Linked DNA regions of Homo sapiens: all the other regions are linked to region 3. Evidence: chromatin contacts called from ENCODE Hi-C or POLR2A ChIA-PET data. All regions are on one chromosome and are shown on one strand. The core of a region is the stretch at or near the end of the contact, and the rest is flanking DNA. Distances in the headings are between cores, read along the strand shown. Region 1 overlaps LOC102724637 (a long non-coding RNA gene). Region 2 overlaps ADGRV1 (adhesion G protein-coupled receptor V1). Region 3 overlaps MEF2C (myocyte enhancer factor 2C). Region 4 has its middle 4.6 kb from the start of MIR3660.

Region 1 (2,700 bases), core at 93-2,592, 1.2 Mb after region 3:
CAAACACAAATGAAAGTACTTGAAACATACTTAAGAAGATACAATAAAACTAAAATAATTATGTAGCTTTTTTTTTTTTTACTTAAAGGTAATATTGCATCAATCATAGATCTAGAGATAGTCAAGACAGAGCTGATGAACCTCTTCCTATTCTTTCATTTTTTAAAAAAATAAATTTCTAGTTAAATTCCAAGATTTCTGTCTAAGCCACAATGTTTTCACTCAACATTTAATGCACGACCCTTTTGTGACAGGCACATACCTGAATACATTAACTCCAAAACTGAAATGTGGACCACAATATAACTAAAATTTATCTTTCATACAGTACAGTCTTTTTAGAATGAAAGTTTCATATTCCCCATGAAACAGGACTTTTAAATTCAGCATTTTTCAATGTCCCAAGTACTGCTTTATTTTAACACTCTAAACCTTAAGACAGAAGTGTTATTATTCTGCATTAGTAGATGAGGTAACCAAAGACCAGAGCTCTTAAGCAATTCCTAGAGTTGCACAGTGGGAGACTGAGCTTTCAACTCAGTATTGTCTCGCTATAAAGATGGAGTTTTTCCAATAATGCAATGCTCTCCTTCTTCTTCTTCTCCTTCAGTGAATTACCATGTCTCTTATATTCTCTCATTCACAAGTATAGGAGTGATCAACAATTCTGAAATATCAATCTCCTTAAAAAAAGTGCCCATCTTGTTTATATTTAGTTACTTCTAGAAGAACTATACTTCAAATTGCTTGAAATGTCTACAAGAAATTTTGAGTGTGATGTTAGTAAACAGCAATCCTTGCACATATCACTGGCTGTAAATATGAACCATAAATTCCTCACTTAAACATATAAAATCAAGCATGGAATTAGGTTATTCAAAGAGGCAAGTCTGTGACAATATTATTTACTATCTTATTTGCAAGGATCACATCTTCTAAAAACTAACTGTTGTATGTTTGTCTTTAAAGAGGTCTATAGATAAAGGCAGTGATTTTCTGAATACATCAAAACCCTCATAGCATTCCTGAGGATCTACTGATTAACCCAGTAGGATATTAATTATGAACACATCTGCCATTCTTACTTTTTGTTCTTTTCCTTTAAATAGGAGTGGAGTAATTCAGACATGTGTGTATGATTAGGTGTAGCTAGCAGTGCATGATGAGCTAGATTTAGATACATTTATGAAGCATCAAATACAATGAAACAGTTTACTGGAAAACAAAACTTGTACTGGAGATTGGAACTCTTAAAGCAGGAGAAAGTTGTTTTTAAAAAAGCTTAACCTTAAATAAAACACATATGTGGTGGGTGAATGTGAAAGAATATACAGCTTCATTGTTTCTCGAGAACAAAAGTATTTATAGTTCTTCCGCTTTGTGACTCATCTCTCTGCTGTAAAATATTTGGGCTATTACTCATAATTACAAAAAAGGCATCGAAGAGAATGGCTTGACGTTAGTGCAAAGGACAAGGTGAACAAACTGGCATTTTATTTGTGACATTCTCATTTATAAGAAGTTGGACAATCTGTTTTTTGACTGCTTTCTTTCTCTGCAAAAATGACTATAATATAGCACTTAAAATAAATGATAATTCATGTGCCTCTAATCTAAAACGATCAAAACAGGCAAGATGCAAACAAGACACAGAGAGTGCAAAGAATGCAGCATACTGCAATAAATTCCCCTTATATTTATTTAACAATAAATATGCAAATTTGAGATAATTATGAAGACATGTGCTTTGAGGAGCAGAGAGACTACTCAAAAGGTATTTTGTTCAATCATCCTTTTTCTTTTGAGCTAAGATGAGAACCAGAAGGAAACAGATATAATAACAAAAATGGAGTAAGTATTGATCATGGATGAGAAGACTGAGATAATATAAAACCTCTAACTCAAAAAGCATTTTTTTCTGGTAGATGAAACTAAGTGATTCTAAATAATAACTTATTAGTAGAAAACAATTAATTTTATAGCCTTTTAATGGTCCTTTTAAGGGAGTAGTACACTCCAAAGTGAAGTTAATCCTCCACAACGATATTAGTTTTTCTTAAAGAAAATGCTAATTAATAAATAGTTGCTCTGAACCATTTAAAGAATAGAGAAAAAATGTCAAAATGTTACTAACTTCCCGGGAACACAATTTTAATATTGTTTTTCATGAGAATTACAGATTTTTGCATTACTTACTCTTGACTACAATGAGTATTGCATTTGATCAATTATATTTCTAATATTTTGCCATTAATTTTTTCCTCTTCCAGAAAGATGGTATTTAGCCAAATTCTTAGACTTCCTATTCATTCTAAAGGACAAGCTTTCATTAATGTACAAAGGGGCCACTCTTTAATGGCACAGAATACTAGAAAAAGCTCATTCTGAAATATTGTTAGGTAGCTGTTATAGACTAGAATTGTATTAAGGGTGCATATCACATATCCATATCAAAATATATAAAATACATACAGCAGGATTCCTTCAACATGATGAACTATCACTGGATAATGGCTTTATCTCCAACCATCTCAATCGTGGGTATTACAATGAAATCTGAAAAAGGTGAAAAGCACTGTCAACCTTTCTTAATATTGTTGGAAAATGCTGGCGTATTAGAGCTTAAGTGGTTCTTGAAGAAGTCTGTGTGTGTTATCTGGAACAGCCAGATGATTCTTTGCTGTGTGGGGCTGCCCTGTT
Region 2 (2,700 bases), core at 174-2,673, 1.9 Mb after region 3:
CACACAGAGTCTAGATGACTTATGGTTTTAATATATGTTTCAGACTCGATCTTAAGAAAAGGTATTTCATACGATGAAAAAATCAGTAAAATGTAATGAAATGTAAATTGGAAATTATTTTTTTCATTTTTGTTTTTTTCCTTAAGTAAGGTGTAAGCATTCAGTGGACAATCTTGAAAACAACTAAAGAAACAGAAACAGTGATGATAAACCAATGCTGTGGGAATCTGTAGAAACTTTGTTAGCTTAGCTGACAGTTTCTACTCTCAACTAAATGTTTAAAGAATGATTTACACTATCCATCTGCAAATTGATAGTGACTATTCTTTATATTCTTTCTAACTATTCATTTTTAAATCTTATGTAAACATTTGAAATTAAGTATAATTTTTAAGGGTTTATTTTGTTCTTCTTTTTCTATCCCCTATGGGTAAAAATAGTACATAGTAAAAAAAGTACATAAGGAAGTACAAATCATGAGGTAGAAAATTTCAGAAATTATTGGTTCTTTTCAAATAGAGGAAATTAGTTCAAATATATATTAAAATGTTTTAATTTGACTAGTAATTGGTGCATACTTGTATTATCTCATTTGTGTGTGAACAAGAATGAGCAAATTACATTTGAGTGTTCAGAAACATTTAGTTAAATAAAATTTAGATACTGTATTTTATCAAAAACTCCCTCTTAATTTTGCAAATTTTTAACAAAACTTGAGTGAAAGAATAAATGAATGATAGCAAGCATGATTACAATAAATCACATCACAATATTGCAATGAAAATAGTTAACAGTTTATTGTGATAACAGTTTATAATTTCCTCTCAATGTCAAATCCAAGTTCAAATTCTCTATATTTCAACTCAATATAGACAAAAGTTGCCCTGATACTAAAAAACTTGTGGTGCTTTCAAATAACATGCTGGTTAAAAATATTCTATTTAGTTTTCCTCAAATCACAAACAATGTCATTATGCCAGTTTATTTCAGAAAAATTTTGGTGTATGTGGTATATAACCCTATATTTATAAATGGTGCATTTGACTTTAAAAATGAAGCTCTAGGGCTCTACATTTGACATGTGCTTTCAAGGCTGTTTGAAAATGAAATACACTGTGGATTTGGAAAAGTGTTTTGGTTTCCTGATGCCAAGTTGTATTTAAGTAATTTTTGGCAGAATTAAAAGGTGCAATGATATGGCTTCTTCAGTATGTTCCTGTGCAAATGATATAGGTATAGATTTCTCTAGTTACACAGTTTTGTTTTTTCTAACTCAAAGAACAACTGGCTTTAGATCTGAGACTAAAGGTTTTTATTTTTTTTTAAATCTAATTAAAGCTACTAAGTAATTATAAGCAGGGCTGAATGAAATTTGTTCAGCTGCTGTGGTTTGTGAGCCTGTACAGTGCTTGGCAGGCACAGGCGCCTTGGAGGAGGCCTGGAAAGGAATGTCTTGAATGGGTCTTGACAAGCTTGCTGGCCATGGGGTCATCTTCCATAAGTGGGAACTGCCGAACCTCTTGCTAGCATTTGTCAATAGCAAAGAATCCAGGGTGCAGAGTTCCCATAAAACGCACATTACTAGCTCTTGGGAAAAAAGGAAGCCTTTCTTTAGCTTTATTTTTCCCTTGCCATTCTAAGTTTCTCACAGTATTAGTGAGATTTTAGCAAATGGTGCCCTGCCTCCTTTTTCCCCTTCCCACACTTCTTTCTGTGTTGACAGGGTAGAAACTGAAAGGTTTGTCGTGTATTTTGGGTAAGTGTACAAAATAATACCTTGTTTTTGGTGATTCAGTATTTTGTTTTGCAAGTGATTGTTTTTGGACGAGACTGCTGTTCTGCATGATTACAGGTCTTGGGAAATTTTGCTTGTCCACCTGGCCATGCATGCTTTGTGTGCAGTTTCATTTTCTAATGATAAGGGGAGCTTACACAAAGTTGTTTATTTATTTTTGGTCCTAAGAGTTTTGCACTGTGAATGCATTTAAAGTATTTTGAAATTTGAGAATTAGTGTAATGACATTTAGACGAACTTAAAATTTTTAACTTTCCTTGTAGGTCCACATAACCTCAAGAACAATTACTGTGCTGTACTTCTGAAATTTTTACCCAATGTCTTTTATGAATCTTGTAGCTTGTTTAACAGAGAATTAGCAATCAATTATCTGAACGGTTCCATTGGTTTTCTGAGAGCATCTAAGCAATTTATTGCTTATATCTCAGAGCCGTATACAGAACTTTTCAGAATTTGCATTTCACTTAAGGGTAGCATATTTTAAGAAAGTTTAAAAATAAATTTGTTTAATGTTCAGAATGGATTTTTATATTTTGCATTCTGATCCAGTTTTTTCTTTCCTAGCTTATGTGGATATAAGAAATTTTAATTAATGAGGATATTGATATAAATGATGGACAAATTTGGTATGAAAATTATGACTGTTTTAACAATATAAAATAACTCTCCTATTATTTAGACTATTCTGTGGCCACTAGCATGCTAAGTATTATCAGATTTCTAAAAACTAGGGAAGGATGACAATTCAGATTCTCTGTTAAATAGGAAGTGAGCTTTTTTTCTACATATTTCTACATATGAATTGTGGTTTCATTGTGATTTGAAGTCTGAGCATGAATATATTTTTGGTTCAATAGGACGTGACATTTCGCAAGGTTTAGAGCAGCTTGCAGGATTGATAATTC
Region 3 (2,700 bases), core at 37-2,536:
TAACCTCTATTTAAAATTTCTTATTTATTTATCTTCCTTAGAGGTGCTACAATTCTTTTTTGATGTAAAATATAACCTTTGTTCCTAAAATGCCTAGGATTTTAATTTGCTTTTGAGAGATAGCTATTTTCATGAAGTAAATGTATGGAAAGATGAATTGAGGCAGTGTGTAGGCATGCGATGTATTAGATATAATCATTGCAATACATCTAAGAAAGGATTTGCTAATTAACAGGAGAAAGTTCATTTAGAAATTGTGGAAAGTACTTTCTCATTGTCAGCGTGTTGAGGACATAAATATTGTAAAAATACTATGTTATAAAGTACCTCATTACCTATTATTACTCTGCTTATGGGACGTAGAGATTGACCGATGGTAGTGTCTGATTTTTTTCCAACTATAAATTGAAAGCCTTAAAAGAAAATGTTTTTCTTATCCTAGAACATCAGCCTAGTGAAGTTCACCAGATATATATATATATTTTTTTTACACGGAAAAGGGAAATGCAAACCAGTTACCAGAAATAATAGCTAAATACAAGCAAGGCTCTGTCAATGGCACTGTTATGTTAATTTTCTGGGAGAATGTTAAGTAATTCATCAAGTTAGACAAATATAAAAACAGCAAAACATATACAAAACATTATCAATATTTATTTAAAATGTAGTTTTGTATTACCACTGATGGCATCGTATTCTTGCTGCCTGGTGGAATAAGAACTCGGAGATCTGGTTTACGGTTATTCATTCCTAAATTCATTGGGGGAGGAGATTTTGCTTGCATATTCTTGTTCAAGTTACCAGGTGAGACCAGCAGACCTGGTGAGTTTCGGGGATTGCCATACCCGTTCCCTGTTAACAAAAAACAATAAAGCATTTAGGAAGAAATCTAGGTCAAATACGTTTCCGAAGAATACACAACATGAGAATAAAAACAAAAGCTTAATGGTAAGACGTACATTGCAAAACCATAGGATGACTGATTTGACCTCCATGGGACAAGTAACCCAATTAAGTATTCAATAGTCCTCTGAAGGAAGATTAAAAACTTTTTATGAGAAGAGAGCCAATATACATCAACTTGCTCAGAAGTCAGCATATACTTTTTTTCCTATCAAAAATATTCAGGAAGAAAGTCAGACAGTAGTTCAGGGTCTAAGAAAAGCACAGAACTGGTCTTGCACTTTAATTGACTAGCTTGGCGGAGGCCTGGCTGGCGTGACTCACTCTTTCAGTTCACTGGTTTGGGTTTTATTTTGTGTGTCTGTGTGTCCTTAAATGAAGAAAGGGCATACCAGCAAGACTGTAATTTCTAGGACAGGCAGGAGGAGGGGAAGCCGCTTACACATTTTGCTGTTCAGTTCCGCTTTTCTCTGAGTGAATTCTCTCTATGGTTTTTCTTCCATCTGCTTTGCCCTCCTTACTAAGTTCAGTGTACAACCCTTGCTTTCCTCCTCACACAGAACTTCAGAAAGCAAGACTCCTTCCCTGGAGCTGAAATGAAGTGATGATGCCTCCGCTAAAGTGCTGATTCACCAAGGCACAGGAATAGCCATTGAACTGGAAGACTGAAAGGGTTTTCTTAGGTCTCTGATGTTCAGTATCCTACTAACAGAAAAGTGGGTATCCCAAGGTCTGCGTTTTTCATATTTCAAAATATGACCAAGAGAGCTAGGGAGGAGTTGATTACAAATGCCAGCAGAGCTGGCATGACAGTGGACTCAGAAAGACATCTGCTGATTTCCTCCACTGCCTCTGAAGGGAGAATAAGAGAACTCAGCTACCTGATTCAACAATCCTTGCTAGAAACTAGACAGTTGTTTTCTGAAGCTTTCTAAAGGAGACAGTTAAACCTCATTGTTATTGCCATCATTACAAAACACAAGTATCTATTACCCCTGCATGAGTGAGATTGTGTGCTACCCAGTGAGGATGCAAAGACAAGGCCCCAGGCTTGAAAAGCTCTGAAATCTCTTTGTGGTAATCCAATACATACTCATGGAAAACATAAAGACCAATACAAGGCAGCGTAGGGTGAGGTGCCTGCAGAGTAATCCAGATTAAGTGTTATTGAGTTCCCGGGAGAGAAGAGGTGATCCAATAAAAGATTCACAGAAGAGGCAGGAATTGATGAGGGCCTTAAAGAAAGGCCATAGGAAGATATGTTAGGCTTGTGACTGGGCAGTAGGAAAGGGCTGAGGTAGGAGTTTAAAGAGCATGGTAAGGGGCACTGAGAGGAACCTGTTTAGAAGGGGACCCGTGAAAAGAGAGGGGTGTCAGAGGCTCTGGAGGGATGCAGGGGTTGGGCTGTGGAGATCTCAAATTCCAGGCTAAAAGTCCTTGGGTTTATATGGTGGAAATGAAAGTTTCAGAGTAGAGGTATGACACAGACCTCTAAGTGGTCAGAAAGATCTACTGGCATTGGTATACTCAGGAATTAGTAAGGCCTGCTAGTGTGGACCAGTCTGGAGACTACTTTGATGGCCTGAGATAGAGGCCATGAGGAACTGGGAAGGCAGAGCAAAGGTATATTTCAGGAGATATTTATGGGAACATCTTTAGAAGCAAAATATATTTGAGGCACACTGTATAAAGCAGATTTGTTCTTCATATCCCATTCATTTACCTGTCTCATTTTATGCATGAATAAACAGGCTGAATATATAACAAATAACTACAAGATTAAGTCTGTCAATTGGA
Region 4 (2,700 bases), core at 20-2,519, 1.3 Mb after region 3:
AGATGAGATGGTAGTATGCTTTTTTTTTTTCCAACGTTGTGAAGATTCCCTGGACTTTTGAAATCTTCTAAGTTTGTGTTGCATTTATAATAAAATGATTTTAAAATGGGGGATCGGCCGGGCGTGGTGGCTCATGCCTGTAATCCTGGCACTTTGGAAGGCCGAGGTGGGTGGATCACTTGAGATCAGGAGTTTGAGACAAGCCTGGCCAACATGGTAAAACCCCATCTCTACTAAAAATACAAAATTTAACCAGGGATGGTGGAGTGGCGCCTATAATCCCAGCTACTCGGGAGGCTAAGCAGGAGAATCACTTGAACTCCAGAGGTGGAGGTTGCAGTGAGATGAGATCGCACCACTGCACTCCAACCTGGGCAACAGAGTGAGACTCTGCCTCAAAATAAACAAATAAATAACAACAAATGAGGGCATTGAAAACTGAAGATGTTGAAGAAGGATTTCAGGTTCTTAAAATATCAATGAGATTCATATGAGAAAAGAGGGTGAGGGCAATCCAGGGCCAGTAGCAGAATGAGTAAAAGCTTGCAGTAGCAAATGTGCAAGTTGCATCTGTGAGCAAATGTCCGAATTTCATGAAATTCAGGATTCCCTATATAAAGATAGAAAATAAATTTTATCTATTTGTGTAAATCCAATTATTGTGGCATTTTATGCCATCTTTGGAGTCTAAATCTTATCCAGTAATAATCATGGGTCCATATAGGCTTTTGAGCCAAAGACTAGCATGTAAAACCGGCCTTGCAGGAAGATAGATGGAGTAGCAGTAGGTAGAAGACACAGGAGCCATAGAAGACTGAGAGAAGTAGCACTCTGCCATAGTTTTCAACACATATGATGATTAATTTTGAAACTACAGTAGTTAATGCATGATGTTGAATGTACAGCCCACCATCATGGTCTGGCAAAGAATGTAAGACTCCAGAGAAACAACTGGATTTGATGCAAATAAATGTATGAAATGAAAATGATGAAAGAAGAATAAGCATTTTGGAGACTCTGAGTTCCAGTGAATTGAATGGTATCATCTACTTTTAAAATAAATAAATAAATAAATAAATAAATAAATAAATAAATAAAGGCAGCGGAGAGAGAGAGAGAGAGAGAAAGTCACAGCTTATTTGAGATGAAAATGATCTCAAATTTTAATATGTTTAGTTTGAGGAGATAGTGCACAAAGGGAGTAAGTCCCAAAAGCAGCTGAGATATATAGAATTTTGAAGCTGGGGTAAACGAAACAAAAGTTTCTCTTATGACTCAAACGAACTCGCTGAGCCAGGAAAAGGAGAAAAAACAAAAAAAAACAATCAACTTTGCCTGGTACCATCAGAGGGTGTTAGCAGTTACTCATTTTAAGTGTCACTTTGCAAACAGACTTAAACCAACCTTTTGGAACCTAACCAAAGCATAAATAGAAGAAGTTCTGTAAAGAGGAGGGCTATCAACATGGAAGTGAAAGTCAAAACCATGAGTCACAGTTGATTCAGGGAAAGCATACAAAAGAGAAAGAGAAATGGCCAAGAATTAAACTCTGGGAACATTCACAGATAAGAAAAATATAAGGAAGAATTTAATTTCAAAATACAGTTTCTTTAACTACCCAAAACTCAGAGACATGAGGCCAAATTTGGTCAGATCAAATGTGGAAAACCCACACTGAAACACTGGAAAGAAAAAGCCGGAGAAAAACCAAAACAAATCTTTTAAATCAGAATTTGGAGTACGTTGTTTACTGGAAATCAAGAAACTCTCAAAATCAACCAGTATATGACTGTATGTCACAGAAGAAATTTATTACTAAAACAAAAATTCTCTGGGGAAAATAAAAAGCAGATACATTTTAGTTTCAAATTCAATTACAAAGATATTAAGACTAAAAAATATATTTACCTGTGGAGTAGCCCAATTAGCTGAATTAACCTGTAATATTAAATTTGAAATGATTATATTTTTCTTCAAAAATCACATATGTAAATAAAAATACATTAAAAATAATAAATAAGTCCAAAGTTTAAATGCTTTTATATGTATTTTTTTCAGATGGTAAATATAGTGAACTGCTTTCTCTGTAAATGTTCCTCCTCTATCCATCATGTCAGAAAGATCCACTATACTCTTTCTCATAGACTCTCACATTTATGGATTCTCAAGAACAATTTCACTTTCACTGGAATTAAAGCAAGTATGTTCTTTTTCCTGATGGCCAAATCCCAAGAGATTTAGTTAAATTGAAGTTGGGCAAAGGTACTAAGTCTCAAGAGCACTTATTGGGAATCTGTGGGTGTGTCTTGTCACCAGGGTTACAGTAAAACATGTTTCCAAGCTTGGAGGTAAGCAAAAGTGGCTCTAAAAACAATTATAAGTTTTAAACTTGCTTTAATGTGGTAACCAAAAAGAGTAAGGCTACTTTAACGTATTTTTATTTGAATTTAACAATTGCCCACATTTTTCTGTACTTTTTTCAAATCATATTTTCAAGAAATAAAGCAATGAAGATAAATTTAAAGTCCTTCATATCTACCTCCACCCCACTTTCACTCTTTTCCTCCCTAAAGGCAAACTTCAGAAACTAAATAAATATTCAGCCTCACCAGTAACCAGGGAAGTACAAATTAAAACCATGAGATACCATTTCACATGCATCAGATTGCCCAGCATTTATAAAGCCTGACAATGTCAGGC

Evidence for each region. A loop is a pair of places that touch in the nucleus more often than their neighbours do. ChIA-PET counts read pairs that join two places held with the same protein, here RNA polymerase II (POLR2A). Pooled maps may share reads with other maps.
Region 1: a loop to region 3 is called in a map of GM12878, with 2.9 times the contacts of the local background. The contact joins two enhancer-like sites. A Hi-C loop is called at or near these places in 1 of 168 maps with a recorded cell type or tissue (GM12878), 11 of 37 single-sample maps with no recorded cell type and 9 of 50 pooled maps. POLR2A ChIA-PET finds 5 or more read pairs at or near these places in 1 of 52 experiments (Panc1).
Region 2: a pooled map shows a loop between it and region 3 (15-fold over the local background). The contact joins two enhancer-like sites. A Hi-C loop is called at or near these places in 2 of 37 single-sample maps with no recorded cell type and 2 of 50 pooled maps.
Region 4: a map of GM12878 shows a loop between it and region 3 (4-fold over the local background). The contact joins two enhancer-like sites. A Hi-C loop is called at or near these places in 2 of 168 maps with a recorded cell type or tissue (both GM12878), 24 of 37 single-sample maps with no recorded cell type and 9 of 50 pooled maps.

Annotation. Positions count from the first base shown.
Region 1 is chr5:89,929,534-89,932,233 of GRCh38, forward strand. The region is part of intron 2 of LOC102724637 (a long non-coding RNA gene); the gene reads left to right. Among named protein-coding and RNA genes, the nearest start is that of MIR3660, 86 kb to the right of the region's middle. Within about 2 kb of position 1,343, at least 7 of the 41 ENCODE cell types and tissues checked have a DNase peak (open chromatin) inside an H3K27ac peak, as active enhancers do; they include GM12878, where a contact is called at or near this core.
Region 2 is chr5:90,639,113-90,641,812 of GRCh38, forward strand. The region is part of intron 11 of ADGRV1 (adhesion G protein-coupled receptor V1); the gene reads left to right. Among named protein-coding and RNA genes, the nearest start is that of ADGRV1, 82 kb to the left of the region's middle. Within about 2 kb of position 1,424, at least 4 of the 41 ENCODE cell types and tissues checked have a DNase peak (open chromatin) inside an H3K27ac peak, as active enhancers do.
Region 3 is chr5:88,731,050-88,733,749 of GRCh38, forward strand. MEF2C (myocyte enhancer factor 2C) reads right to left here. Exons shown (of 11, transcript NM_002397.5): 7 at 680-852. Among named protein-coding and RNA genes, the nearest start is that of GSCAR, 35 kb to the left of the region's middle. RefSeq lists enhancers at 1,104-1,153, 1,274-1,553. Within about 2 kb of position 1,287, at least 19 of the 41 ENCODE cell types and tissues checked have a DNase peak (open chromatin) inside an H3K27ac peak, as active enhancers do; they include GM12878, where a contact is called at or near this core.
Region 4 is chr5:90,019,927-90,022,626 of GRCh38, forward strand. No RefSeq gene overlaps it. Among named protein-coding and RNA genes, the nearest start is that of MIR3660, 4.6 kb to the left of the region's middle. Within about 2 kb of position 1,270, at least 7 of the 41 ENCODE cell types and tissues checked have a DNase peak (open chromatin) inside an H3K27ac peak, as active enhancers do; they include GM12878, where a contact is called at or near this core.